2 separate regions of the Homo sapiens genome follow, and region 1 is linked to region 2. The links are chromatin loops, found by intact Hi-C in ENCODE. Cell type or tissue: endothelial cell of umbilical vein. All regions are shown on one strand. Each heading gives the region's core, and the rest is flanking DNA. Links, peaks and the distances in the headings are about the cores only. Region 1 holds the start of C6orf147 (chromosome 6 open reading frame 147). Region 2 has its middle 210 kb from the start of KCNQ5.

Evidence for each region. A loop is a pair of places that touch in the nucleus more often than their neighbours do. Peaks named below come from ENCODE experiments on the same cell type or tissue, not always from the same donor. Only the 100,000 strongest peaks of a DNase experiment are listed, where the experiment ranks them.
Region 1: it touches region 2 in a loop (10-fold over the local background); 43 of 110 quality-filtered maps call a loop at or near these places.

What each region holds. Positions count from the first base shown.
Region 1 is chr6:73,306,800-73,322,064 of GRCh38, reverse strand. C6orf147 (chromosome 6 open reading frame 147) reads left to right here and starts at 11,687. Exons shown (of 5, transcript NR_027005.4): 1 at 11,687-11,759; 2 at 12,337-12,513. LOC122539213 (KHDC1-KHDC1L) reads left to right here and starts at 11,906. Exons shown (of 7, transcript NR_173146.1): 1 at 11,906-12,513. It also overlaps a transcript of KHDC1 not described here. RefSeq lists enhancers at 11,539-11,798, 12,319-12,388, 14,050-14,677. In endothelial cell of umbilical vein, for the core only: a CTCF peak has its summit at 11,667 (motif pointing right); DNase peaks (open chromatin) are centred at 11,694, 11,784 and 12,034; H3K4me3 peaks cover 1,263 bases; H3K27ac peaks cover 1,183 bases.
Region 2 is chr6:72,404,261-72,420,156 of GRCh38, reverse strand. No RefSeq gene overlaps it. Among named protein-coding and RNA genes, the nearest start is that of KCNQ5, 210 kb to the left of the region's middle. In endothelial cell of umbilical vein, for the core only: a CTCF peak has its summit at 7,781 (motif pointing left); a DNase peak (open chromatin) is centred at 7,786; H3K27me3 peaks cover 358 bases.

The DNA.
Region 1 (15,265 bases), core at 7,266-15,265, 900 kb before region 2:
TGGGTTCAAGAGATTCTCCTGCCTCAGCCTCCCGAGTAGCTGGGATTACAGGCAGGTGCCACCACGCCCGGCTAATTTTTGTATTTTTAGTAGAGACGGGGTTTCTCCATGTTGGTCAGGCTGGTCTTGAACTCCCGACCTCAGGTGATCCACCTGCCTCGGCCTCCCAAAGTGCTGGGATTACAGATGTGAGCCACCACATACGGCCTGATTTTTTTCTTATGATTAGACTCAGATTTTAGATTTTTGGAGAGGAAGATCACAGAGATAAAGTACTGTTTTTCTTTTTTTGAGAGTCTTGCTGTGTCACCCAGGCTGGAGTGCAGTGGCATGATCTTGCTCACTGCAAGCTTCACCTCCTGGGTTCAAGCGATTCTTGTGCCTTAGCATCCTGAGTAGCTGGGACTACAGTTGTGCACCACCATGCTGGGCTAATTTTTTTTTTCTTTTTGAGACGGAGTCTCGCTCTGTCGCCCAGGCTGGAGTGCAGTGGCGGGATCTCGGCTCACTGCAAGCTCCGCCTCCCTGGTTCACGCCATTCTCCTGCCTCAGCCTCCTGAGTAGCTGGGACTACAGGCGCCAGCAACCATGCCCGTCTAATTTTTTTTGTATTTTTAGTAGAGACGGGATTTCATCGTGTTAGCCAGGATTGTCTCGATCTCCTGACCTCGTGATCCGCCCGCCTCGGCCTCCCAAAGGGCTGGGATTACAGGCGTGAGGCACTGCGCCCGGCCAACTGGGCTAATTCTTGTATTTTTGGTAGAGATGTGGTTTTACCATGTTGGCCAGGATGGTCTCAAACTCCTGGCCTCAAGCAATCTGCCCGTCTCAGTTTCGCAAAGTGCTAAGATTACAGGCGTGAGTCACTGCGCCTGGCCTAAAGTACCATTTTCATCACATCATATCAAGGGTGCACACTATCAGCATGTTGTATGACTGTTCACATTGATCACCTGGCTAAGGTAGCGTTTGTCAGGATTCTCCACTGTAAAGTTACTCTTCCCCACCCCTTCTCCATTCTGTATTCTTTTGAAGAAAATCAACAGGCACTGCCTACACTTAAGGAGTGAGGAGTTATGCTCTTCCTCTCTTAGGATGAAGTATCTACTTATTTACTTAAGATTTTTCTGCACAGGAGATTCATCTTTTCTTCATATATTAATTTGTGGATTTATTTATACTGATATGAACTCGTGGATATTCTTTTTTAAAAATGCACTTTCATTCTCAGATCGTTGATATTCATTTTACATTTTTGGTATAATCCAATACTTTATTTTTTAAATTATTCCAGGCTGGGCACGGTGGCTCACGCCTGTAATCCCAGCACTTTGGGAGGCTGAGGCGGGAGGATCCCAAGGTCAGGAGTTCGAGACCAGCCTGGCCAACATGGTGAAACCTGTCTCTACTAAAAATACAAAAATTAGCCAGGCATGGTGGTGGGCGCCTGTAGTCCCAGCTACTCAGGAGGCTGAGGCAGGAGAATCGCTTGAACGTGGGAGGTGGAGGTTGCAGTGAGCCGAGATCACACCACTGCACTCCAGCCTGGGTGACAGAATGAGACTCTGTCTCAAAAAAAAAAACAAAACAAAAACTTATTCCAGCTTTGGCTATTGAGAGCTTTTTCCGTTGCTTCTTTTGTTCCTTTGACATACCCCCATCACTCTTTTGTTTTTTTGAGACAGAGTATTGCTCTGTTGCCCAGGCTGGAGTGCAATGGCACAATCTTGGCTCACTGCAGCCTCCGCCTCCGGGTCCAAGTGATTCTCTTGCCTCGGCCTCCAGAGTAGCTAGAGTTACAGGTGTGGACCACCATGCCTGGCTAATTTTTGTATTTTTAGTAGAGATGGGGTTTCATCATGCTGGCCAGGCTGGTCTTGAACTCCTGGCCTCAAGTGACCCACCCGCCTTGGCTGCCCAAAGTGCTGGGATTACAGGCATGAGCCACCATACCCAGCCACTCCATCACTTTTTTTTTGAGCACTTTATTTTCTGGTACTATAATGTGCTCCAGGCTTATTTTGTATATTTCTTGCCCAGTCCTCAAGCCATTTCTCCAAGGAGTTCCTTTAATGGAAAATGGTATTAGAAACCAAAATCTGAGTATTAGGTGTGCTTGTTGCTACCAGGGTGTTGGTTCTTTTAGGCCACCTCTGACAGAGCAAAGAAATATATGTGGCCAACATTGTGAAACCCTGTCTCTACTAAAAATACAAAAATTAGCCAGGTGTGATGGCGGACGCCTGTAATCCCAGCTACTTGGGAGGCTGAGGCAAGAGAATAGCGTGAACCTGGGAGACGGAGGTTGCAGTGAGCTGAGATCGTGCCACTGCACTCCAGCCTGGGTGACAAGGGTGAGACTCCATCTCAAAGAAAAAAAAGAAATATACGTGTGTTTACTAACCTGTGTATATAGAAATATTTTTTTTCTTTTTCTTTTTTTTTTTTTTGAGATGGAGTCTCACTCTGTCACCCAGGCTGGAGTGCAATGGCGTGATCTTGGCTCAGTGCAACCTCTGCCTCCTGGATTCAAGCAACTCTCCTGCCTCAGCCTCCTGAGTAGCTGGGACTACAGGCTTGTGACACCACACCTGGCTAATTTTTTTGTATTTTAGCAGAGACAGTGTTTCACTGTGTTATTAAATTAAAAATGATTTCTTACTGATATCTCCAACTCTAATCCATGACCACATATATCATTCTATGTGGTATAGATCATAGATCATTGCTTATCTGTAAATTCCCAATCCAACAGTGAGAAACCTGGCTCCCACCATCCACCAACCATTTACTTAATTATTCAATTGCAGTATTTTTGTATAGCAGTACATTATTCCCCCCTTACCTGTGAGGGATACATTCCAATATCCCCAAATGCCTGAAACCATGGATAGTATCCAATTCTATATATACTGTTTTTTCTATACAAACATACATACATACCTATGGTAAAGTTTCTTCCTCTCCTCTCCTCTCCTTTCCTTTTTTTTGGAGATGGAGTCTTGCTCTGTCACCCAGGCTGGAGTGCAGTGGTGTGATCTCGGCTCAATGCAACCTCTGCCTCTCAGATTCAAGCAATTCTCCTGCTTCAGCCTCCTGAGTAGCTGGGACTACAGGCTTGTGATACCACGCCTGGCCAATTTTTGTATTTTAGTAGAGACAGTGTTTCACTGTGTTGCCCAGTCTAGTCTTGAACTCCTGAGCTCAGGCAATCTGCCCACCTCAGCCTCCCAAAGTCCTAGGATTACAGGCAAGAGCCACTGTGCCCAGCCTATGTAAGATTCATTTATAAATTAGGCACAGTAAAAGATTAACAATAATGAAATAGAACAATTATAAAATATACTAATATGGTTTGGCTCTGTGTCCCCACCCAAATCTCATCTTGTAGCTCCCATAATTCCTACGTGTGGTGGGAGGCACCCAGTGGGAGATGATTGAATTATGGTTTGGGCGGGGTCTTTCCCATGCTGTTCTCGTGATAGTGAATTGGTTTCATGAGATCTGATGGTTTTAAACACAGGAGTTTCCCTGCACAAGCTCTTTTTGTCTGCCACTATCCATGTAAGTTGTGACTTGCTGCTTTTTGCCTTCTGCTGTAATTGTGAGGTGTCCTCAGCCATGTGGAACTGTAAGTCCATTAAACTTTTTTCTTCCCAGTCTCAGGTATGTCTTTATCTGCAGCATGAAAATGGACTAATACATATACTATAATAAAAGTTACATGAATATGGTCTCTCTCACTCAAAATATCTTATTGTATTGTACATACCTATCTTCTTGTTGACTGTCAGTAACTGAAACTGTGAAAGAGAAACTGCAGATGATGAGGGACTACTATATCAGGATTTAACTTTATCAACTAGAGTACAGTTCTTACGTGCAGGTTTTTTTTTTTTTTTTTTTTTTTTTTTTTTTTTTTTTTTTTGCTTATAGTCTTACCAACTCCATTCACTTCCAAAGTTACTTATGTCAGCACTTTCACCCTGCCCCTTTAAGGGTGTTGTTTAACGTAACTATAATATAGAGTACCCTGTCAGAGTCTGAATTCTCTTTTTTTTTTTTTGAGACAGAGTCTTGCTCTGTCACTAAGGCTGGAGTGCAGTGATGCGATCTCGGCTCACTGCAACCTCTGCCTCCCGGGTTCAAGCAATTCTCCTGCTTCAGCCTCCTGAGTAGCTGGGAATACAGGCGACTGCTACCATGCCCAGATAATTTTTTGGATTTTTAGTAGAGACAGGGTTTCGCTGTGTTAGCCAGGATGGTCTCGATTTCCTGACCTCAGGATCTGCCTGCCTTAGCCTCCCAAAGTGCTGGGATTACAGGCGTGAGCCACTGTGCCTGGCCAGAGTCTGAATTCTTGTCTGGGTTCTCCCAACCTCCTAAATGATTTCTTTTTAATTTGCATACATTGAGGTCCACTTTTTGTGTTATAAAGTTCTATAGTTTGATAAATGCATAATGTCATGTAGCCACCATTAATAATATGATACAGAATAATTTCACTGCCCTAAAAAATCTTGCACTTCACCTATTCATCCTTCCCCTTTTCCCCAAGCCACTAGCAACCACTGATGTTTTTACTATCACTTATATTAGGTTGTATAAAGTACTTTTGCATCAACCTAATATTTTTGCCTTTTCCAGAATGTTATATTGTTGGAATCATACAGTATGTTACCTTTACAGACTGGCTTTTTCCACTTAGCAATATAGGTTCCTCCATGCCTTTCTTTGGCTTGATAGCTTAATTCTTTTCATTGCTGAGTAATATTATATCATATGGATGTATCACAGTTTTAGTTCATTTTTTAGTTGCTCTCTAGTATATTGTATGGCTCTATTTAACTCATTTTCTATGATGGACATGCAGGCTGTTTTCTTTAATTCTTCTTTCGTTCCCCCTCTTTGAGGAAGAAGTATATATACTTCTCTCTCCATTTGTTACATAACCAAGCTTCATATCACAGAAGTGTATGTCTTCTCCTCTGCCATAAGACTGGCATGTCCTAGATGGGGCTGCTACATTCACTGGGTACAAGAGTAAAGACAGCTTACAGATGAGTAATATAAAAGAAAAAGAGACCTTTGTAATTGTAAGCCATTTTGTGGACCTTTGTAACATGCATAACAAAAGAAAAAGCTAGCAAGTACCTCCCCAGTCCTCATTTTTTTTTTTTTTTTTTTTTTGGGGGGGATAGGGCCTCACTCTGTCACCCAGGCTGGAGTTCAGTGGCATGATCTCAGCTCACTGAAGCCTTGAGCTCCCTGGCTCAAGCGATCCTCCTGTCTCAGCCTCCCTCATAGTTGGGACCAAAATCATATGCCACCATGCTCAACTAATTTTTAAAAAAAATTTTAAATTTTTTTTGTAGAGACGGGGTTTCGTCATGTTGCCCAGGTTGGTCTCGAACTCCTGGGCTCAAACCATCTGCCCGCCTCCACCTTTGCTTCCCAAAGTGCTGGGATTACAGGTGTGAGCCACTGTGCCCAGACCCAATCATCATTTCGAACACCATCTCCCCTCATCTTAGCTTTTCTTCTTGTTATTCTTTTGCAAAGCTGGGTCCACAATTCATTCAGTAGGGAGTAATATTGAAAGGATTCCAGTTTCAATTTAATATTTTATTTGGCTTTTGGTTGTCTATTCAAGGTTTATGACAAAATTTGCTAAGTTTTAAATCTGTGCTTACTATTTTTGGGGAGATAAGGAAGGTAATGAATTCTTTGGAGTTACACTGTCCAATACATTAGTTACTAGTCATATTTGGCAATTTAAATTTAACTTACTTAAAATTAAATAAAATTAAAAATTCAATTTCTCATAGCACCAGCCACATTTCAGGAGCTCAACAGCCACATGTGGCTAGTGGCTACCATATTGAACAACACAATTTTATATATATCTCCATCACTGCAGGAACGTCTATTGAACAGCACTGCCTTAGATAGTATGCTGAAAGCTATATATGCATATTTAACGAACAAGCATAGAGTTCATGAAGCTAGCATGGATCTCGGGGTAAATTCCTTGCTCTAATTAGTATGCCTTATGTTGCCTTAGGGTTAGTGTCTGACCTTGAAATAACTGAAAAAAAATATGTCTATAAAACTCTCTGACTGCCCTGAACCTTGGATCCTATACCTATTAATCCATGTAACATCAAGCAACAGTGAGAGGAGAAGAGTCTTTAAAAATATGGTTCAGTGCCTAGAAGTAGCTATTGTAAATGCAAGGTGACAAGGAAGGTACACTAAGAGGAAAGAGGCTTCCTCTATCCTTCCTTACTCACCATTGAGGGAACAGAATAGATTGTGTGTGTGTGCGTGTATAGGGGGCAGTCAGAAAGGAGGCATTTCCAGTGAAACCCTAACATGCAAAATGCCCATACTAGTTTATGCCTAGTACACTCAAATACTACCTCCCCACCTCCATTGTTGCAAGGAAAAAATAATTATATTCCTTTTCAAGTTGGAACACCCAGGCTCACAAAAGTAAATTGTCCAAGATCACACAACTTGTAAATGGCCAAGTCAGGGCTCTAACCAAGGTCCTCCTGGCACTTACTCTTCCACATACTACCTCCCTATCTGTTCCCACGTCCCCGCTCCTCCTAGCAGCTCTGGCGAATTGTGAAGGAGCCATCCAAATTCAGGGCTGTAAGTCAGGAGCTGCAGTGTCCTGCCACTATCTGTAGTTGAGACTCTTGTCTTACAGGTGCCAATTTATTTACTCCTTTACCTAAATCGGTAAGGCTGGTGGGCATCGAATAACCTAAGCGCCGGGGAGTTTTAAAGCCACAGGGATTGGGGCTCGCGCTCCGTCCCGCACAGATCCCATTCCGCTGCTCTGAGGGTTCCCGCGATCGCCAGGGGACACCCAACACCAGGGGTCGGAGAAGCGAGAGAGGCCTAGGCTATACATTGGCACCAGCACCTGGAGCAGCCGAGGCGCAGAGCAGAGGCGGGCGCCTGAGTGTGCTGGGCGGGGAGAGGGTGGCCCGGGAGGAGCCCACCGGCCTTCCAGTGCCCAGCGAAGCCGCTGCCGCCGCGTATCTGCGCTCTGTTCCTCCTGCCCCGCGCGGATTCGTGTGTGTAAAATGGAACGCTCGAACGGTGAATCTGCTATGGTAGGGACGGCGCGGACCTTGGAGCCATCGAGCATTGGACCCAAGTTCAAGTTCCCTCCTCTCCAAACTCATCTGTTCTGGTCCCGGGAGCCTCAGTTTTCTCCTAGGGGGTCACGAGCTAAGCCGACAGCCCGCGAAGGCGCGTCGCCCACATGGGTCTGAGTCCCGCCGCCGGGCCCAGTGCCTGCTCGCAGGTTCCCGAGAAGGGCGGGGGAGCGCGGACCGGAGGCAGAGTGAGGCGGCCTGGGAGCTCCGGGGCTTTGAGGATGGATCCTGGCTTCCTCAGAGGATGCATGGGTTCCATTTTTCTGCCGCCCACACCCCAGCCCCATTTTCTTTTTTAAATTTATTTTTATTTTTTTTATTATACTTTAAGTTCTAGGGTACATGTGCACAACGTGCAGGTTTGTTACATATGTATACATGTGCCACGTTGGTGTGCTGGAACCATTAACTCGTCATTTACATTAGGTATATCTCCTAATGCTATCCCTCCCCCGTCCCCCCACCCCACAGACAGGCCCTGGTGAGTGATGTTCCCCTTCCTATGTCCAAGTGTTCTCATTGTTCAATTCCCACCTGAGCGAGAACATGTGGTGTTTGGTTTTTTTGTCCTTGCGATAGTTTGCTGAGAATGATGGTTTCCAGCTTCATCCATGTCCCTACAAAGGACATGAACTCATCATTTTTTATGGCTGCATAGTATTCCATGGTGTATATGTGCCACATTTTCTTAATCCAGTCTATCATTGATGGACATTTGGGTTGGTTCCAAGTCTTTGCTATTGTGAATAGTGCCACAATAAACATACGTGTGCATGTGTCTTTATAGCAGCATGATTTATAATCCTTTGGGTATATACCCAGTAATGGGATGGCTGGGTCAAGTAGTATTTCTAGTTCTAGATCCTTGAGGAATCGCCACACTGTCTTCCACAATGGTTGAACTAGTTTACAGTCCCACCAACAGTGTAAAAGTGTTTCTATTTCTCCACATCCTCTCCAGCACCTGTTATTTCCTGACTTTTTAATGATCACCATTTTAACTGGTGTGAGATGGTATCTCATTGTGGCTTTGATTTGCATTTCTCTGATGGCCAGTGATGATGAGCATTTATCCATATGTCTGTTGGCTGCATAAATGTCTTCTTTTGAGAAGTGTCTGTTCGTATCCTTTGCCCATTTGTTGATGGGGTTGTTTGTTTTTTTCTTGTAAGTTTGTTTGAGTTCTTTGTAGATTCTGGATATTAACCCTTTGTCAGATGAGTAGATTGCAAAAATGTTCTCCCATTCTGTAGGCTGCCTGTTCACTCTGATGGTAGTTTCTTTTGCTGTGCAGAAGCTCTTTAGTTTAATCAGATCCCATTTGTCAATTTTGGCTTTTGTTGCCGTGGCTTTTGGTGTTTTAAACATGAAGTCCTTGCCCGTGCCTATGTCCTGAATGGTATTGCCTAGGTTTTCTTCTAGAGTTTTTATGGTTTTAGGTCTAAGATTTAAGTATTTAATCCATCTTGAATTAATTTTTGTATCAGGTGTAAGGAAGGGATCCAGTTTCAGCTTTCTACATATGGCTAGCAAGTTTTCCCAGCACCATTTATTAAATAGGGAATCCCTTCCCCATTTCTTGTTTTTGTCAGGTTTGTCAAAGATCAGATGGTTGTAAATGTGTGGTATTATTTCCGAGGGCTCTATTCTGTTCCATTGGTCTATATCTCTGTTTTGGTACCAGTATCATGCTGTTTTGGTTACTGTAGCCTTGTAGTATAGTTTGAAGTCAGGTAGCATGATGCCTCCAGCTTTGTTCTTTTGGCTTAGGATTAACTTGGCAATGTGGGCTCTTTTTTGGTTCCATATGAACTTTAAAGTAGTTTTTTCCAATTCTGTGAAGAAAGTCATTGGTAGGTTAATGGGGATGGCATTGAATCTATAAATTACCTTGGGCAGTATGGCCATTTTCACGATATTGATTCTTCCTATCCATGAGCATGGAATGTTCTTCCATTTGTTTGTGTCCTCTTTTATTTTGTTGAGCAGTGGTTTGTAGTTCTCCTTGAAGAGGTCCTTCACATCCCTTGTAAGTTGGATTCCTAGGTATTTTATTCTCTTTGAAGCAATTGTGTATGGGAGTTCACTCATGATTTGGCTGTTTGTCTAGGAAGAAACTGCATCAACTAACGAGCAAAATCACCAGCTAACATCATAATGACAGGATCAAATTCACACATAATAATATTAACCTTAAATGTAAATGGGCTACATACTCCAATTAAAAGACACAGACTGGCAAATACGATAAAGAGTCAAGACCTATCAGTGTGCTGTATTCAGGAGACCCATCTCAGGGGCAGAGACACACATAGGCTCAAAATAAAGGGATGGAGGAAGATCTACCAAGCAAATGGAAAACAAAAAAAGGCAGGGGTTGCATTTCTAGTCTCTGATAAAACAGACTTTAAACCAACAAAGATCAAAAGAGACAAAGAAGGCCACTACATAATGGTAAAGGGATCAATTCAACAAGAAGAGCTAACTATCCTAAATATATATGCACCCAATACAGGAGTACCCAGATTCATAAAGCAAGTCCTTAGAGACCTACAAAGAGACTTAGACTCCCACACAATAATAATGGGAGAATTTAACACCCCACTGTCAACATTAGACAGATCAATGAGACAGAAAGTTAAAAAAGATATCCAGGAATTGAACTCAGCTCTGCACCAAGCAGACCTAACAGACGTCTACAGAACTCTCCACCCCAAATCAACATAATATACATTCTTCTCAGCACCACACCGCACTTATTCCAAAATTGACCACATAGTTGGAAGTAAAGCACTCCTCAGCAAATGTAAAAGAACAGAAATTATAACAAACTGTCTCTCAGACCACAGTGCAATCAAACTGGAACTCAGGATTAAGAAACTCACTCATAACTGCTCAACTACATGGAAACTGAACAACCTGCCCCTGAATGACTACTGGGTACATAATGAAATGAAGGCAGAAATAAAGATGTTATTTGAAACCAATGAGAACAAAGACACAACATACCAGAATCTCTGGGACACATTTAAAGCAGTGTGTAGAGGGAAATTTATAGCACTAAATACCCACAAGAGAAAGCAGGAAAGATCTAAAATTGACACCCTAACATCACAATTAAAAAAACTAGAGAAGCAAGAGCAAACACATTCAAAAGCTAGCAGAAGGCAATAAATAACTAAGATCAGAGCAGAACTGAAGGAGATAGAGACACAAAAACCCTTCAAAAAATCAATGAATCCAGGAGCTGCTTTTTTGAAAAGATCAACAAAATTGATAGCTAGCAAGACTAATAAAGAAGAAAAGAGAGAAGAATCAAATAGACGCAATAAAAAATGATAAAGGGGATATCACCACTGATCCCACAGAAATACAAACTACCATCAGAGAATATTATAAACACCTCTATGCAAATAAACTAGAAAATCGAGAAGAAATGGATAAATTCCTGGACACATACACCCTCCCAAGACTAAACCAGGAAAAAACTGAATCCCTGAATAGACCAATAACAGGCTCTGAAATTGAGCCAATAATTAATAGCCTACCAACCAAAAAAGTCCAGGACCAGAAGGATTCACAGCCGAATTCTACCAGAGGTACAAGGAAGAGCTGGTACTAGTCCTTCTGAAACTATTCCAATCAATAGAAAAAGAGGGAATCCTCCCTAACTCATTTTATGAGGCCAGCATCATCCTGATACCAAAGCCTGGCAGAGACACAACAAAAAAAGAGAATTTTAGACCAATATCCCTGATGAACATCGATGCAAAAATCCTCAATAAAATACTGGCAAACCAAATCCAGCAGCACATCAAAAAGCTTATCCACCATGATCAAGTGGGCTTCATCCCTGGGATGCAAGGCTGGTTCAACATATGCAAATCAATAAACATAATCCATCATATAAACAGAACCAAAGAAAAAAAACCACATGATTATCTCAATAGATGCAGAAAAGGCCTTTGACAAAATTCAACAGCGCTTCATGCTAAAAACACTCAATAAATTAGGTATTGATGGGACGTATCTAAAAATAATAACAGCTGTTTATGACAAACCCACAGCCAATATCGTACTGAATAGGCAAAAACTGGAAGCATTCCCTTAGAAAACTGGCACAAGACAGGGATGTCCTCTCTCACCACTGCTATTCAACATAGTGTTGGAAGTTCTGGCCAGGGCAATCAGGCAGGAGAAAGAAATAAAGAATATTCAATTAGGAAAAGAGGAAGTCAAATTGTCCGTTTGCAGATGACATGATTGTATATTTAGAAAACCTCATCTTCTCAGCCCGAAATCTCCTTAGGCTGATAAGCAACTTCAGCAAAGTCTCGGGATACAAAATCAGTGTGCAAAAATCACAAGCATTCTTACACACCCAGCCCCATTTTCGACGCCCTCTACTTGGCAGCCGGTGAGCCCCCGGCCCCTGCGTTTCTGGCTCCAGCCCCAGGTGGCGGCGCTGTAGGCTGGAGCCCCTGGAAAGCGCTGGCCTGGCAGCCCTGGGGAGTGTTCCAGGCCCTTGGACCGCAGGGAGGGCAACCAAATGGCAGAGGCGGTAACGGAGAGCATCCCTGAACGGTAAAAAGTCGTCTAAAGGATCGAAGAAACGGAGTGTGAGCGAGTCCGTGGGCGGGACAGCACCTTCGGGTGCCGGTCAGAGGAGCGAGCGGCGGAAGAGGCGGGTCCAGGGCGGTGTAATTAAGGCGCGGAGCCCAGACCCTCCTGCTACAGTGCCTCGGGCTTTCCTGGAGGCGGGCGGCGGGATGCTGCTCCGTTCTCCGGGTCCTCTCCTCCGGTTCTTGTCGTTTGGTCACGCCCTCAGTTCAGTCGGTTATTGGAAAACGATCAAGGCCCAAAGATGGTTTACGTGGCGTTGTGGATGTTATCACCGTTGTTTGGTGACCGAGCCTGGAGCTTGAGCCCTGGGACGTCTTGCCAGCCGCATGTGGTCCCGTGCCCACTTCTCGCGGTGGCGCGTTAATCCACCTAGACTGTGCATTGGTCCAGTCTGGGTTGACCCCGACCCGAAGTGGCCCTTTCCTTCGCGTCCTGAACTTCGCTTCTCCGTCGGTGTCTGGTCTCTTCCCGCCGGCGGGCTCTGCGGTGGCGGGAGGAGCTGTACTACTCGTGCCTTAGCGCACCCTTACTTTCCCAGGCCAGAAACGCGAAATGCTGTCGGCCTTCCAGAGGCTGTTCCGAGTCTTATTTGTGATTGAAACAGTCTCAGAATACGGAGTCCTGATCTTCATTTATGGATGGCCCTTTCTCCAGACCCTTGCGATGCTCCTGATCGGGACAGTGTCTTTCCACCTTTGGATCCGCAGAAATCGAGGTGAGTGGCTTTAGGGGCCCTGGTAGGAAAAGCTTCCTTCACCCAGGTGCCCGGAAAGGCGAGTTTCGCTTCCGGGATCTTTCAGGATCACTCCAGCTCCTTAGTCTGAAGGCCTAGGACAGTTCTGCAAATCACCATGTTAAAAAAAACCCTGGGTGTGCCTCCTGGTTTGTGAGTAGAAAGGGCAAGATGTGGTTGGGAAGGAAGATTGTGGCTAGAAGCAACCAAAGGTGGAAAATCTAGGACATTTGTGCACTGTAGGTTTAGAAGTCCCAGGAATCCCAGGCCAGCTCCTCTAGGGGGCCATCTTCCACTAAATCTCTTTTGCGGGTCTGCCCCGTCACTTAGATACCCTAGGAGAGCTGATCTCAAAGCGGAGTCCCGCGATCAGCAGAATCAGCATCACCTGAGAACTCCTTAAAAATGCAAACTGCCAGGCGCGTTGGCTCACGCCTGTAATCCCTGCACTTTGGGAGGCCAAGGCCCATCACTTGAGGTCAGGAGTTTCAGACCCGCCTGGCCAACATGGTGAAACCCATCTCTACTAAAAATACAAAAATTAGCCTGGCGCGCGTGCCTGTAATCCCAGGTACTAGGGAGGCGGAGGCAGGAGAATCGCTTGATCCTGGGAGAAGGAGGTTGGAGTGAGCCGAGATGGCGCCACTGCTCTCCAGGCTGGGCAACAGAGCGAGACTCCGTCTCAAGAAAAAACAAAAAAACAAAAAACAAACCAACAAAAAACAACAGCAAAAAACTCTACCGGGTGCGGTGGCTGACACCTGCAATCCCAGTACTTTGGGAGGCCGAGGTGGGAGGATCGCTTGAGCCCAGAAGTCACAGCCTGGGCAATATGGTGAAACCCCGTCTCTACAAAAAAATATGAAAAATTAGCTGGGCTATGTGGCACCCATCTGAAGTTCCAGCTACTCGGGAGGATCACCTGAGCCCGGGGAGGTCGAGGCTGCAGTGAGCCAAAATCGTGACACTGCACTCCAGCCTGGGCAATCGGAGTGAGACCCTGTCCAAAAAGAAAAAAAAAAAAGCCGGACGCGGTGGTTCACTCCTGTAATCCCAACACTTTGGGAGGCTGAGGCAGGTGGATCACCCGAGGTCAGGAGCTCAAGACCAGCCTGGTCAACATAGTGAAACCCCATCTCTACTAAAAATACAAAAATTGCAGCAGGGCGTGGTGGCTCACGCCTGTAATCCCAGCACTTCGGGAGGCCGAGGAGGGCGGATCATGAGGTCAGGGGATCAAGACCACCCTGGCTAACACGGTGAAACCCTGTCTCTACTAAAAATACAAAAAATTAGCCGGGCGTGGTGGCAGGCACCTGTAGTCCCAGCTACTCGGGAGGCTGAGGCAGGAGAATAGTGTGAACCCAGGAGGCGGAACTTGCAGTGAGCCGTGATCGCGTCACTGCACTCCAGTCTGGGCAACTGAGCCAGACTCTGTCTCAAAAAAAAAAAAAAAAAAAAAATTAGCTGGGCCTGGTGGTGCGGTGCCTGTAATCCCAGCTACTCGGGAGGCTGAGGCAGGAGAATCGCTTGAGCCCGGGAGGCAGAGGTTGCAGTAAGCAGGGATTGCACCATTACTGCACTCCAGCCTGGGCGACAGAGCGAGACTCTGTCTCAAAAACAAACAAACAACAACAACAAACTCTGTCGCCTACCCCACATCCACAGAATCAGAAACTCTGGGGGTGAGGCACAGAGACCCGTGTTTTAAGAAGACCTCCAGGTGATGTGGATGCATGCTGTTGAAAAATCAGAGCTCTAGGGTCATCTCCACAAGGCATGCATATGATCAGCTGCTCTCTTTTTAGCCAGAGCACGAGCCAGGCGGTTGCACGGTTCTTCATGGGCCTCTGGGCACTCCGTTTAAGGCTGGGGCCTGAGGGAATCTCAGGCAGGGACGGCGTTGCTTGCGGAAAGCCTGCTGGCCTGGGGATCAAGAGGCCAAGACCCCAGTTCTGTTTGTGCCATGAAAGATGAGGACAGGGAAATGGATGTGTGTGTGGGCAATTGTTCTTAAATCTGTAATGGTTTAAGTAATTGCAAACTCCAGCTTTTAAATAATGCTCTAATGATTTTATTTAATTAATTAATTAATTTATTTATTTATTGTGAGACAGGGTCTCGCTCTGTCGCCAGGCTGGAGTGCAGTGGCCTGATCTCGGCTCATTGCAACCTCCGCCTCCCGGGTTCAAGCAATTCTCTGCCAGCCTCCCGAGTAGCTGGGATTACAGGCGCCCGGCATCACGCCTGGCTAATTTTTATATTTTTAATAGAGACGGGGTTTCACCATCTTGTCCAGGCTGGTCTTGAACTCCTAACCTCGTGATCCACCCGCCTCAGCCTCCTGGGTGCTGGGATTACAGGCATGAGCCACCTTGCCCGGCTGCTCTAATGGTTATATAATAAATAATTTACATTAGTTTAGTGTTGATCAGTGTTCTTTCCAGGGTAAAAGGAAAAACATTTTCAAAAGGTAGTTGTGTCTTCTCACAGTGTTTGGGGGTTTAAGTGAAAGTTTTATTTTCTCTCTTTCTTCCTGGTCTGTCACCCAGGCTGGAGTGCAGTGGCACAATCTCAACTCACTGCCATCTCTGCCTCCTGGGTTCAAGCGATTCTCCTGCCTCAGTCTCCTGAGTAGCTGGGACTACAGGCGTGCGCCACCACACCTGGCTAATTTTTTTGTATTTTTAGTAGAGACGGGGTTTCACCGTGTTGGCCAGGATGGTCTCGATCT
Region 2 (15,896 bases), core at 4,382-12,381:
GAATTCACACTTAGCTCTTCTTGCATTTGGAATCATTTTAAGGCAATGTTACTCGTGACATTTCAGGAAAAAATGCAAATATATTACAAAGTGTTGTTGGTTGTTATGTAAAACCTCTTAGGAGGCAATAAAAATATATTTTGGGTGATAAACAACAAACATGATAGGTACCTAGCAATGATTGACATGGAATATTATGGGAAAAGGCTCATAATTTGCATCTAAAAATTACTAGACTCGTGATTTTAAAGACCAAGGGCCAAAGAAATGAATGGGAGTTGGGGAAAAGGTGACCTGTTACTACTCCACCTAAATTACCTAGAAAAATCTGTGTTTTGTTGAATCGTGATACAGAGCACACTGTTTTTCATACCAAATACAGAAATTGAGGCCAGAGATAAAATGATTAGAGGGGAAGATGCCAGTGCATAGCACTTAACAATGTCCAAACAGAAAATGCAGAACCAGGGAAAGGCCTGGAGTTGCTTAGTGACAAGAGATGAAACTGAGAAATGGACCCACTTGATGTCATTCTTATTTTAAAAGGCTTTTACATCAGTTTACATATAGCTCCTATCTTGTATTGATTAAGACAAATAGCATTTTATAAAATGGTTGTTTAGAAATTTCATTTTATAGGTGTGTATGTGTATGTGTGTGTGTGTGTGTGTGTGTGTATATATATATATATATATATATATATATATATATATATATATATTCTTAAGTTCTACCTTTCAGCCATGAGTCTAAAACCACTTGGCTGTAGGGTTGGCAGAGGTTCTTTTCAGTGCCATCTGGATGGGGATGTTCAGTTGACTCTGGAGATCACAGGATGAGGTGGAGCGTGTGCATTCCCTTCACCCTCCTGGTGATGTGTTAGAAGGTACTTGGCACAAAGGATGGATTTACATGGAAGTGAAAATATAAGATGAGAAATGAGAGACCCTTAAAGACCAGCTCTTCGCTTTCAGACTCTGCTCAACAGAGCGTGCAGGGGCTGCTCCAGGGACCCAGGCAGGGGAGCGCCTGCAGTGGGAGTGTTTTCACCCACTCAATCGCCGAAGTCAGTCCATGTATTTAAAAAAATCTCTTTTTCATGTTCATCTTCTTATTTGCAAATAATAATAATAATAATGATAGTAGTAATATTAGTAATCATGATGTTTAATACCCCAATATGGTTCAACTCTCCCACGTCCTAGGTGAGGAGAGCTGTTCTGGGTGGGTAAATGACTCGGCCAAGCTTGTGGCAGGGCCCAGATAGGGATCCAGGCCTCTTGACCACCCTCAGACCATGGGCAGTTCTGCGGACTCGGCTCCTCCCCAGGGATCCTGCTGCCCTGAACACCCGCCTTCCATTCCTCTTGCAATGCAGAGACCCACAAGAGCTGCACCCTCTGAGGCGAGCAGGCGGCTGTGTTAGTCATTCTTCCTTCATGCTGTCTTAATCCCTCTGAATGTCAGCAAAAGCCAGGAATAAGCAACAGAGTCACTTCCAAACTAATCTCTCCCATGTGCTCTCTTTTTTGCCTTGCTTCCTTTGTGGATCTGTCACTGAATAATTCTCCTGAGCCTGCTCAGATTACACTGAATCCCTGTGCCTGTATCAAGGAAAAACAAGAGAGCAAAGCTACCTCTGTGCACATGGATATGTGGCTTTGGCGTTTTGACATTACACAAATGGATTCAAATTGAGATCTTTCCAGTTGAGGAGTGAACTCCAGAGGTGGAGAAGAGGGAATTGTAAAACAGTTCAGGATTCTTCTATTTCACTTACTAGGTCTTTATATAGAAATCAATACAACATGTGTGCCAATCAAATGAGATAATGTCTGTGAACAGTTTGAACCATTTATTAACTCTAATGGGCAAACAAAAACGAGTCTCTAAGACACTAGTGGGGGTGGTACTGGGCTTCATGATAAATGGGTTCTAGTGCTGGCTCTGTCACCAGTGAGGAGCTTAAAAGGTTATTTTACCTGTCTAGACCTAGTTACTTCCTCTATAAAATGAGTAGTTCCTTCCAGCTTTAACATTTTAGGATTCACTCACATTTCAGGAGTTAAAATGAATTTCTGGCACTACTATTTTGGAAGGTTGATTTTGACCTAAGCATATGCAATGCTAAATATAATGCTTTAACTGCATTTCTGTCTCTGTTTATGGCTTCTTTTTCTAAGCCAAGATAAGCCTGTTTGGTTCAAAGCTAGACAGCCCGAGTGTGCTGAGCACGTTCAGACTGTACTGCTTATAATTGCAGCCTTTCTGGAATTGTCTATGGAAAGCAGCAAGAATCTCAAGCAGGGCTGTCGTCTTAATAACTGGATAACTGCAAAGGTAGAGGTTTCATTAACTGAGTAAAATGAATGAATATTTGAGCTGAAGTATCTCTATTTACACAGATCCCATCAGCTACAGAACATTTGGGAGGAAAGGAAATTCAGCTGGATAAACACCATAGAATAAAAGTTAACAGGCTCTGGAACTGTGGCTTTCTTTTTTTCTTTTTTTTTAATTAAACTACACACTGTATTTACATTTCACCAGTTATACAACTAATGTATTTTTCTGTCCCCAGGTGCAACTCAGGATCTCACATTGCCTTTAGTTGTCACTTCTCTTTGTTCTCTTTTAATCTGTGACAGGCCTTCAATCTTTCCTTGTCTTTCATGACCTTGAAAGTTTTGGAGAGTGCGCATCAGTTATTATATTATTTTCTATTGCTGCATAAAACTACCAAAAATTTAGAGGCTGAAAACAACACAAATTTAGTATCTCACAGCTTTCATGGAACTGTGGCTTTCAAGAAGCTATTAGGAGGAAGTAGGTCATCCCTAGACTGGATAATTGTGTTCTGTGGATGTTATCAAGATGTCCAATTAAAATGAACACTGACGCAGCATCCACAAGACCATGGTCTTATGACAGCCGAAAAACACAGTAACTGGAGAACTGTTACTGCCACAAATGCCTGTTAAACAATAAGGTCCGGGAAAGCTGATCTGAAGAGGACAGAGAGCCTTGGCAGCAAATACTACAAATTGGCAATCAGGAGGCTCCCACCCTTCAGAGAACCTGCTGATTGGCTCTAACTGTGGTCTCCAGCAACTGGTGGTTGTGAAGTAACTACAACATATGCCTCCTGGGCTGTCAAATGACTTGAGGATAGCTTCTCCAGGCCATAGAGAGTCTTCTACCTATAAAGACATGTCAGCATATTTACAGAATTAGAAAAGCCACCAAGAAATAGAAAGTGCAGACCTCATCCTTAAAATGTTGTTATTTAATCATGAGTTTAATGGAAAGAATACACATTTCTCTCCTCTCTTTATCCCTGACGAGCTAGTGGCCATGGGCAGCGGAGGGGTGGGGAGAGTGTGGCTAGGTAAGGAGACCCAAAGGCATCCCAACCTGTCTTAAAAAGGGAAGAAAAACTGAAATGTTTTTGTGAATTTTAGTTGACAAGCAGAGAGTAAGAACCTCTGTATGGTTCTTTGTAGTTTTCAAACTATCCTTCACTTTTACTACCTTCTTTAACAGTTGTGGCAATGACGTCAAATGACTTATGCAAACCTCACAATGGATTGTTGGCAGGTTGTGATGAGAATGTCAACTGACCAGACAGAATCCTTTCTTCTCTTGGGTAACATCTTCCCAGCTTCTTTAACCTTTTAAAGGAGGTGGTTTTGCAATGATATTCAAATTATGCTTAAATTTGGGCAGCTCCTTAGGCTTTTAAGTGAAACACTTTATATAATGAAAATAACACCTATAATGAGCATGATAGTATTGATAGTAAAGATGATGGTGATAATTCATTAGGCATTATGTGTTGGGAGCTGTACTATGCACATTTGCAAATATTGTTTTAAAATTCTTACAATTTTTCCTTCTAAGAAAATAATATTAACTTGCCTCAACTTGGAGATGAGGGATCTGAAGAACAAAGTATTTTCATTCCTTGCAAAAGGCTACAAAGCTAGTAATTTCTGGAGCTTGGATTTGACCCCCAGCATACCTTTTCTCTGTTATTGTGCTGTTAACATTATGCACACATCTTAGGTCCCAGCTGAATCCCATCCAACCTGTTATCTTACCTTATGCCTTTTCACCAAGGACAGTTCTATCATTGCAAGGGGCTTGTGTCCTTCAACTCTGGGGAACACCATATGCAGGGCTCTACATGATTCATTAGAAGGCTCTGAGATAGCCTGGCATGATGGCTAAGAACACTGCTTTGCAATCAGATAGACCTGGATGCAAATACTGGCTCCTTAACTGACTAGTTGTGATACCTGCAAAGTCACTTACTTAACCTTTCTGGGATACACTGTCTTTTCCTGTAAGTGTGGGCAATGCTACGTACCTTACAGCTTTAGCAGGAATACGAAAGTTAGATGCAATAACTATGTAAACTACTGGCGATTAGTATGTCTTTCATATAATGATTGTGTTGTTTCTGCTTCATTGAGGTTTTCTGAAAAAGTCATTGTTGTGTCTGCTCAACCTTCACTCAGCCTACACTAAGGGCAGGCAATTCACTCAAATAATTATTGAGGACCTGCTATGTTAGATACTGTGCCAGGCACTTGTAATAGAGCAATAAACATAATCTTTGACTTTAAGCAAATTACTTGACTGGTAAAAGGAGTAGATCCCTCTCCACCCCCCGACAAATTGTAGTAGAATGTGATAATAAAGACTTGAATATTGTACTATGGGAACACAGAGGAATAGCTGATGTTACCTGGGAGGCAGTCAAGAAAAGTTCACAGATGCGCAGTGAGCAAGATCAACAAATGCCACATACAAATCCTGTCCCCCCTCTAAGAAAAGATGGCAAGACAGCATTTCTCTGCTGTCCTTAATCAGTGGTGTGCCAACATACGGCAAGGATGTGATCTGAGGCTGACCTAGTCATTACATTCCCAGGTTTGCCTAAAAGAGGATGATAAAACTCCTGTGCCCAGCTAAGGCAATGGCTCCCCATAGAGCACATAAGTTTGAGCTGGAGATTTCTAAGTCCTATTTATTGCTCCTGAGAAGGCTACTTCTTCATTGCTAAGAGTTTCTATCCAAATGAACTCTGTTGGAGAAGATGGATGTGATTCCTTCTAGTAGCCATTATTTACTTTTGCTCTGGTCACTGAAAATACGTATTTCTTATATAAAATGCTGCTCTCAGCTCCACCAATCAACCAAGAACCCAGACAGTCTCAATCTCTTCTGTAGCAGTTTCCTTGGCAACCAGGACCCAGCCAGGGAGCTCGCCAACCCACAGTGGGACCAAGTGAAACCCTGCAGCACTGTCAGGCACTCTCTGCTTTTAAATAGTAAGCGACCACACAAATGCCAACCCAGCTGCCATCATTCTCTATTTGTAAAGCACCTTCCATCTGGGCACCTCAAAGCGGAATGCTTTCACAACAGGGGTCTTACCTGATTGAGATGAATGTTATCATTATTCACATTGTTCCTATAAGGAATCAGGGGTGAGAAAAATCAAAGGATTCTCCAATGGGCTCTTTTGTCTTTCTTATCTTTTAATATTTTCCCTTTCCTTTTTTTTTTTTTAAACCAATGTTTCTGGCACGCCCTTGCAGTTACTTTTTCAGTTGTCTTGGAAAATGCCACATTAAAAGGCCAGAGTCAAGATCACAGTACTTACTCTTCCTCAATCAGGGCAGCCCCATTGATCTTTCATAGTCATAAAAGGTGAACCCAACTGATGTCTAAGTCAGGCACTGCTCCTGAGGTTCATAATCTGGTTTGCTGGGGAAGGAGGGTGGATTGTCAGCAAAGGAGGACCACATACTGGGTAAAAGTGCCTTCTTTCTCTCCCTGTGCCAACCACTGCTCACACCTGATGCTTCCTATGGAGCTAATTATGAGAAAAATATTTAGGACTCCCATTTTAGTGAATAAAACTTACCAAACGAGATTATTTAGAGCAGGGCTTCTCAAACTTTAGTATCTCTATGAATCACTCGGGGATTTTGTTAAACAGCAGAGTCTGATTCAGTCAGTTCGGGGCGGGACCTGAGGGTCTGTATTTCCGACAAGCTCCCAGCTGTTGCTGGTGCTACTGGTCAGAGGACTGGACTTTGAGTCGCACGGGATCAGGTTCAGTGTTTGTTGTTTACACATACTCACACACGCCTGTATGTGCTGCAGAAGTGGACGAGAAAGAAAAGCACACCTTTCATTCTTAGAGGGTTTTATATATTTAAAAACACTTTGATAGACATTTCTCTTAGGCAAGCAGGGTAGGTAGCATTATCACAGTTTTTTCTGCCCAATGGTATATAGTTATATAATCTCATTAACTATGAGGTTATAGATCCAATTGCTCATACCTGTTCACCACAAAAGACTAATTGAATTAGAATATGTTTGTATTATAGTATTTTTGTTAATATTATGGTATTTGTACACAAATTAGAGTGTCGTTATTAGATTGTTATTAATCACACACATTTTGAAATGCTGTAAATCCTAGTGGGTTCAAGTTACTAGGGAGTTATTTCACAGATTCCACAGAGGGGTTCAAAGAGACATCTCTGGGGAGAGAGGGTGCCTTTGCCAATGATGCATCTCTAGAAGCTCCCACATTCATAGTCAGGTGAACTTTGCTGCTTTGTCCTGATGTTTACTGGCTTTTCTCCACATTGATTGAAATTCCATAATCATGGTGAGAATAATTAGAGTGGTGTCAAGGAATCTCCTACCTCCCACCTGTAGTGGGTTGAATGATGACCCCCATCCCAAAATAAAAGTCCACTCAGAACATCTGAATGTGATCTTATTTGGAAGAAAGGTCACTGCAGATATAATTAAGGTAAGGATATTGAGATGAGAAGGCCTTGACTTAGGGTGGGCCCCAAGTCCAATGACAAACGTCCTTATAAGAGATCAAAAAAGAAGAGAGGGGGCACCTGGAGGCCATGTGAGGATGGAGGTAGAGACTGCAGTTCTACTGCCACAAGTCAAGGAGTGCCAGTAGGCTCCAGGAGCTGGGAGTGGGCAGGAAGCATTCTTCCCTGAGGCCTTTGGAGGGAGTGTGGGTCTGCTGTCACCTTGATTTCAGATTTCTGGCCTCCAGAACGGTAAAATAAGTTCTTGTTTTAAAAAGAAGTTCTTGTCGTTTTAAGCCACAAGCTTTGGGTACTTTGTTGTGGCAGCCCCCGGAAAGAGTGCGCAGCCCCTTACGCACCTTCCAGTGGTGGCTCATGGTCCAGCCTTGAGAAGTTCTCTCCCTGCTGCTCATGCCTCCTCTCTGCCCCCCTGTCCCGGGTACTTGGCCTTGGCGTGGCCTGTCCACACATGGCTGTGCTTGAGCATGGTGGCATTGGTCCCAGGGACAGGGCAACTTTATTCCATAAGTGGAAACGACAGAGATTCTCTGACCACACACACCTGGGGACTGGAAATGAACCTATAATCTCAAGGGAGGTGAGTCAAAACTCAGAATTCATTCACCAAAACAAAACCTCTTGATTGATTCTTGGTGGAGATAAAGATGAAAAAGATTTGAGTATGCATATAATTATAAAATACTTATACTGTATTCTCAAGCAGATATTTTTACACCATATAAAAGGCAGTTGCCCCACAAGATTAGTCCTTAACCTTAAGGTTTAGTCAGTCCTAGTTAAATTTTCCCTACTGAAGGCTAGCGCATCAGCATTGACTCTCAAAAGATCCCTCTGCATTCAGCGTCTTCTCGGACCTGCACGAAGCACTGCTGCCATCTTGTGGCTGAGATGCGCCACTACACCCGCTTATTTTATGAGGTTCTAGCTCTCACCAACAGAGGGCAGGGTTGAGGCCCCTGCCTGCAGACAAACCCTTGTTCATAATTTTGAGCCAAATGCTAGTGTGGCAGAGTGAGATTTCTTTTTAAACTAAATTTTGAGAAGAACCAGGTAATACAACTGCTATTTGCCTGTTAATAAAGCAGGGGAAATTCACAAATATTTCACAGCCTCCTAGGAGGTGAGAACATGCCACTAGATACACTATTTTGAATTTCCTATTTTCCTACTTCCTATCCATCTGATGCCCTAATGGCAGCTAACAGGGAGGAGTCCAGCGTGGGAAGGTGAGGAGGGTTGGGATTGCAGGAGGCCAGGTGATACCCTGACACTGGGCTTCCTGTTACCTTTGGAACTGAGAGGCAATCCAACCCTAAAGTGGTAGAACTTTGTTTAACTCTCCAACAACTAGGGTTCTGATAGCCTGATTTCCTAGGAAAGAGGATTTATGTAGCTCAGAGTTATATTTGGTTTGTGGTTGCTATTAGAGTAAAAGAATCAGGCCTGGTGTGGTGCCTCACACCTGTAATCGCAGCCCTTTGGGAGGGCAAGGCAGGAAGACTGCTTGAGGCCAGGAGTTTGAGACCAGGCTGGCCCACATAGTCCGACCCCCATCTCTAAAAAAAACTTAAAAACTAGCCATGTGTGGTGGTGCATGCCTTTTGTTCCGGCTACCGAGGAGGCTGAGGCTGAGCCTAGAAGTTTGGGGCTTCAGTAAGCCATGATTGTACCACTGCATTCTAGCTTGGGTGACGGAGCGAGATATTGTCTCAAAAAAAAAAAAAAAAAAAAAAAAAGAGAGAGAGAGGGAGAGAATCTATCTTTCTTAGTCTCCATCTATCTTTTCACAAAAGTGAAATTTGCCTGACTGACCCGCATCAACATCCCCCTTCACCTACCCCCAATAAAATCGTCAAACAGAGCAAAGCTCAGAGCAAGAGTGAAGGTTCTGGGGCCTTCCCATTTGTCCTGCCTCCTTCCTCTTCCATCATTGTCTAAAGAAAGGCTCAAAGAATGTTTCTTAATTCTTTATAATTGGAAAGCTTTCATCAAGAGTGTTTTAAAGAAAAAGAAGTGCATTTCTGGAGCATTACTCTAGGGTCACCAACTTATCAATTTTAATCGATGAATCAGAGATCTAGACTGAAAAATCATGAGTGTTTTTGCTGGTTTTACTTAGTAGATAGAAAGGCCAGTGGAAAGTGTGGCCCGTCACAAGGCTCTGCTTTCCAGGCCTGGGCATTCAATCTTTCTGTGCAAACTGAGCTCCTCCAACCCCTGCATCACTTGGAGGTGGGACCGGCTTCATAGGCCTGGGTCCTGGGCAGTCACACCAGCCCTCGCACTCAGGAGGCCTGCTCTTGGCTTCACGCTCTGCTGTTGCTATCTTGAAAATCTTAAGAATTTTTTAACATGCGGGCTCAGATTTTTATTTTGTACTAGACCTCGTAAATGACATAATAGGTCCTGCCTGGGAGTGTGTTAGAGATGCATTATCTGAGGCCTCATCTTGGACTTCTAAAATTGAATGTGTATTTTAACAGGATCCCAAGGTAAATGGTTGCAACTTTAAAATTTGAGCACTGATCTTAGCTGCCTATGAAGTTGTGGTGGCAGAACGCAGATGAGTGAGCAGGGGGTGAGTCCTTGGCAGAGAATGCAGGGGAAGATCTGCCTTCTCCTCTTCAGAATGGAAGAATCAAAAAGCAGAGAGCCTGGGGGTGGGGGGCACTTGGGAGATGATGAAATTCAGGGAGAGAGAGGAGAGTAAGTGGAAATTGTTTTACAGTACAGGAACCAGCTCTCATAAACCATTTCCTTTATAACTTGGTGACCTGTCATAAATTTTTGAAAAACTTAGTTCTAACATTGGAGCACAAAAGTGAAATTGAACCATGACTGACCACTGTTTCTCTGGCTTTAGGATATAGCCTGACCATTGTTGAGCTATTGCTCTACTATGGAATGAGACAGGATTCCCCATTGATCCAAGTTGCCCTTTATCCCTCCACTGTTTCTAGACATTTTCCCCTCTGTTACCCTTCTAGCTCTCAAATCTCCAACCCTTCCAAACTCAACATGCACACTTTGCTTTATGTCATCGGGGGGTTACACATTTACAAAAGAACATCTTGGAAAATACTTTTACTTCAGCCTGTAGCTGCTTTCAGAAGGATAAGAAAACCCCAAGGAAAAGGGGACTCCAATAGTTTAACTGCCAGAAATACAGGTGGTGGATTTATAAAGTCAAAATTAATTTGTAATTTTAAAATTTACTGTTGCTATGATTTAGAAAAAAAACCTTCAAATAGGAGTGTTTTTTTTTTTAATTTGTGTGTCATAGAGCACTTCATATTGGTTACTTGCAATTTTATTGAGCCCAATTATTATACTTCCAGTGTAGAAGTCTCCACCTTAGTGTACATGGTTGAGAAATCAAACAATATATTTGATATAATACCGTGTTAGGTCATTCTTGCATTCCTATAAAGAAATACCTGAGACTGGGTAATTTATAAAGAAAAGACACTTAATTGGCTCACGGTTCGGCAGACTGTACAGGCAGCATGGTGCAGGCATCTGCTTGCTTCTTGGGAGGACTCAGGGAGCTTTTACTCATGGTGGGAGGCAAAGTGGGAGCTGGTACTTCGTATGGGGAAAACAGGAGCAAGGGCAGGGGGAGGTGCCCCACACTTTTAAAGGACCAGATCTCCTGAGAACTCACTCTTTGTGGTGGGGACGTCACTAAGCCAGGAGGGATCCATCCCCATGACCCAAGCAGCTCCCTGCAGGCCCCACCTCCTACACTGGGGATTACATCTCAACATGAGATTTGGAGGGGACATCCAAACTATGTCAGATGGTGAAATTAGACCAAAGAAAAGCAGAAGCCACACAAAACAAAAGTGTTGTTTTTAGAATACAAGCTAGCATGAAAGAAAATCCTGGCTAGGGGCAACAAAATCATAGACTTTATTTTGATTCTCAACTGAAGAAATAGCTATGGATCCCTTTAGCATTATAACTAGCTGTTTTGGGAGTTGGAGGTGAAACTTTGGGATTTATGAAAAGGAGATTGAGTTTTTGTAGACTGAACAGCAGTGATCCAGAACAATGTGGAGTCCTCAGTTTCTGTGTTGTGCATTCATTCTACCATCTTGTGTTTGTGTACAGTCCCTGTGCCATACACTAAGCTACTTGTTTATGTCATTATTTTTAACTTGAATTATTTCAAAGGGATTTACAAAGAGTTTCAAGAAGCTGTTTCATAATAACATTATTGGAATAAATCATAAAAAGAAAAAATACATACTAGCTGTGAATTCTTTTATGATTGATGTGAGAGTATAATTGTTTTACAAAGTCCTGGAGAGACAGGGTAAATTAAACTCGTATAATGGGTTATTATACTATTCCTGCAATAGTCCCAGGCAGGAGTTCAGGAAGTCTGTGAACTAAAAGAGAAAAAAGTGCATCTTTTCTTTTTTCTAATCTCTAATTGTAATTTAAAATTTCTTTCATTTATCACTGTAGGTAAGAAACCACAATAGCATAGTAGTACCTGTGACCTTGCTGTCAGTACAGAATCACACATATTCATAATATCAACTAGTATTTATGCTCATCACAGCTTCAAAAACACTGTAGTTATTGGACCTGTCACTAGATTTCTTTTAATACCTCAGTAAAGAAGTCATATGTATTGCTAGATGACAAATTTTTGTTTTATTTTGTTTTTTGAGACAGGGTCTCACTGTCACTCAGACTGGAGTGCAGTGGTGTGACAAAGGCTCACTGCAGCCTCTCCCTCCCAGGCTCAATCAATCTGCAAGCCTCAGCCTCTCAAGTAGCTAGGACTACAGGTGTGTGCCATCGTGCCTGGCTTTTTTTAAAATTTTTATTTATTTATTTTTTTTGTAGAGATGGGTTTTTGCCATATTGCCCAGGCTGGTCTCTCAAAACTCCTGGGCTCAAGTATCCGCGCGCTTCAGCCTCCCTAAGTGTTGGGATTACAGGTGTGAGCCACCACGCCAGACCAAAAATTTGTTGTTAAAATGTTTTTAACTCTTTCAATATAATTGGCTTCATTTTCCTCCTATGTACTTTTTAAAGGAGTTTAACTTCATTATTCTGAGAAGGAGTCTATAGGTATCACCAGGCACCAAAGGGAACCAAAGCATATGAAAAGTTAAGTGCCCTATGGTAGAAGCAATCCCACTCCTCGGTATATACCCAAGGGAAAAGAATTCATTCTATCAAAACAGACACATCCACCCATATGTTCATTGCAGCACTATTCAAAATAGCAAGGACAATGGAATCAACCTAAGTGCCCAACAGCAGTGGATTGGATAAAGAAAATGTGGTACATATACACCATGATGGAATACTATGCAGCCATAAAACAGAATGAAATCATGCTCTTTGCAGCAATATGGATGGAGCTGGAAGCCATTATCCTAAGTGACCTAAGGCAAGAACAGAAAACCAAATACTGCATGTTCTCGCTTATAAGTGGGAACTAAACACTGAATACACATGAACATAAAGATGGGAACAATAGACACTGAGATCACTAGTGAGGGGAGGGAGGGGCCATGGGCTGAAAAGCCATTTGTTGGGTGCTATGTTTACAGCCTGGGTAATGAGATTGCTGACACCTCAAGCCTCAGTGTCATGCAGTTTATCCATGTAATAAACCTGCACATGTACCCTTTAACTTGTAATAAAAGTTGGAATAAAAAAAGAAACATGAGAAGCCTCTAAAATTACACTTGATCCCATTCCATACTTTTTAACAGACTGAAAATGCCTGTTCTATGATAAAAATAAAGAATAGTATATTTTGTCTTAAAAAAGAACTCTATAGTAGAAGAAAACACAACCACTCAGTAGAAAAAAATTCTTTTTGCAGACACTAAATAATAAAATGTAAAACAATCATACAAAAATATTTGCAAAAAGTATTCAGTGACATACTGGAAAAAATAGTTGACAGAAACGCATAGCCAATGCAAGAAGCATCTTTAATAAACACTCAATGAAAACCAAAGGCAAAACATTAGGAAAAAACATGAATTTAGGGTGGAGTGAACATGATGGCAGGAACAAGCTAGAGTGATGTAGGCGTGTGGTTTCTGATGATTTTATGTATTGATAGAACTTGGAAAATGCAGAGGAATGAATAGATAAGATAACACACATAATCAGAAAAGCCGCAGTTGCATGTTGCGGGACATAAATAGGGAAAGGAGTGATAGAATTAAAGTACATGCAAAGGAGGATGAAAGAGATGATCCAGCATCTGAAGAGAGAACCTAGACTGACTATACAGAAAAGGAGAAAGAAAAAGGTGGTAATTTCAGTGAAACGACTCAGTTCCTCTGCTCCTGGAGAAATTGGGGAGAATTCAGTGATATGGGAGCAGATTTGCAGGTAGAGAATAGGTTGGGAACCTTGCATTGCAGAAGGCAGTTAGAGAACCTTGAGAGGCTGAGAATTTCTGGAACAGAAAGATTGTGAGGCTTGCTAATGAAATCATCCAGGAAATGGCACTGAAAATGGTGGTTAGAAAGCACATTTTCTAAAGCTAGACTCGTTCTGTTGGGCTGGGTCAGAGAGGGTGTTCTCTGTCTGCTTCTAAGAGGTGGTGCTCACTAAATGCAAAGGTTGGTCTAGAAAAGGAAGGAACAACCAGCCCTACTGAAGATGCACAGAATGGCCTGAAGACAAAGATGCACAGAATGGCCTGAAGACAGCATTATGTGATATGGGCTATTGAAATTAGCACTCCTATCACCTGAACAGACGACAAATCCTCCTCTGTTTTTATCTACCAGTACTGGAAAGGGACATTGTATCAGTGGTGGTGGATCAGATAAATGATCAGGAAATGAAGGCCAGATTTGTCCAAGAGTTTTGTGTTCATATGAAGTCTTCACAAGGTTAACTTAGACTTCACAAAGTTAGGTTTATGCATAATGGTTATAGGTGCTAACATTTATTAAGCCACTTACTATGAATTCAGGTTTTGTCCTAAAAATGTAATATTTACTATTTACTTTAATCCTCAAAATAATTGTATGAGGTAGGTGTTATTATTATTCCATTTAACAGATATGTTTTAGTGTATTTTATGTTAGCCGTATGTCTTCCTGCGTGCTATAGATATAATTATAATGCCATATTCCTCAAAATGTCAGTCTGGAGTCTTAGAAATATTTAAGGCACCAGATGAGTGGCTCCATAATTTGGAAGAGAGGAGAAGATGAGTGTCATCAGAGTGAGTGTGGTTGGATGTGGCCAATCTTGAGAATTTTTGTCCCACCTTTCCTAGGTCTTGAGAGAAGAGAAAAAATGGATCTAGAGCAGACACAACTTTCCCAACATGTCCTTCTCTAAGGCAGAAGCATTCTCTTTTTTCTAGTAGCATCCATATTGCCTTGGGAGAACTACCCTAACTTTTCTATGTGGTTTGGGTGCAACTGCCTGGATTTCCTAGATCCAGGGCTGGACTCTTGACACAAGCCTGTCTATCAAGGTATTTCATTTTTCTGGTCAGAGATATTTGTTCAGCATTAGGCATGGATCAAGATGATCCAAAGGAGATTCTGCTGGGATGATGGGACAATTGTGGGTTTTTTTAATCCAACTAATACATTTACATTTACAAAAACCAATTGACCACCAAGTATGTGATAAGATAGGTATATACTTTAATTAAAGGAGTTCTGTGGTAAGAGCTATAGAGCAGCAGTCACCAACCTTTTTGGCACCAGCGGCTGGTTTTGTGGAAGACAGTTTTTTCCATAGACCCAGGGGGAGAATGGCTTCAGGATGATTCAAGTGCGTTACATTTATTGTGCACTTTATTTCTATTATGACATTATAATATGTAATGAAATAATTATATAACTCACCATAATGTAGAATCAGTGAAGCCCTGAGCTTGTTTTCCTGCAACTAGATGGTCCCATCTAGGGGTGATGGGAGACAGTGACAGATCATCAGGCATTAGAATCTCATAAGGAGCACGCTACCTAGACCCCTCCCATGTACAGTTCATAACAGGGTTCACACACCTATGAGAATCTATTGCTGCTGCCAACTGACAGGAGGCAGAGCTCACTTGCCTGGCTCACCTCTGGCTGTGTGGCCCAGTTCCTAACAGGCCACAGACCAGTACCAGTCCGTGGCCCAGGGATTGGAGACCCCTGTTTTATTGGGTCTGACAACCTAGACTGGGGTTATTAATGAGCAGCAGGTGGGGTAATCGGAGGAGGCAGGGTAGACAAAACTACTTTTGAAAATTTAAAGAATAATTCTTTGTTCTATCTCCTTTACTCAAACTGTTCCTGAAGTCTGCATATTATGTATTCATGAAGTTTGATAGTGCAAATGGTGAGTGGTCAGGGGAGGGGGGAGAGAGAGCAGGGAGAGGGAGAGGGAGGAAGAGAGAGAGAGAGAGAGACAGAGAGAGAGAGAGAGAGGCTTACAAAGAGGTTTCAGGGAATGGAGAAGAGCCCACCTGCCTCCTTTTCCTATCCCCCACCCCCATCGTAAGGCAGAGTCGTTCAGGCAACTTGTGGGAGACCAAGCTGGCCAGGAGCTGCCTCGTCACAGAGAAATAGCTTAGGATTTTTTCTCACCTCGTGAACTCTTCATTCTTTAATATGTAGCTTAACTGTCAGCAGTTAGTAGAGGACAAAGAGCACTTAGCATGGCAGGATCCCGAGTTGGTCAGACTTTGGTTCATCTCTCAGCATATGTGACCTTAGCTTGTTGCTTCACTTGTCTAAGCTACAGAGCCTCCTATGAGAAATAGGGGTCCTATACTTACCTCATAGGACTGTTGTGAGGGAGTAAATATAATCCCATAGCCTTTGTATACAAATCAAATACAGTAAGTCCTAACTTGGACTAACTTAATCACCTGATCTTGGAAACTGTGATTTTAAGTGAAACAATGTACAGCAGGTCCTCGATAACATTGACAGAGGAAAAAAAAAAGTTTTTTTAATATGTCATTTTACTTAAAGTCACAGTTTCTCAGAACTTAATGACATTGAGGATTTACTG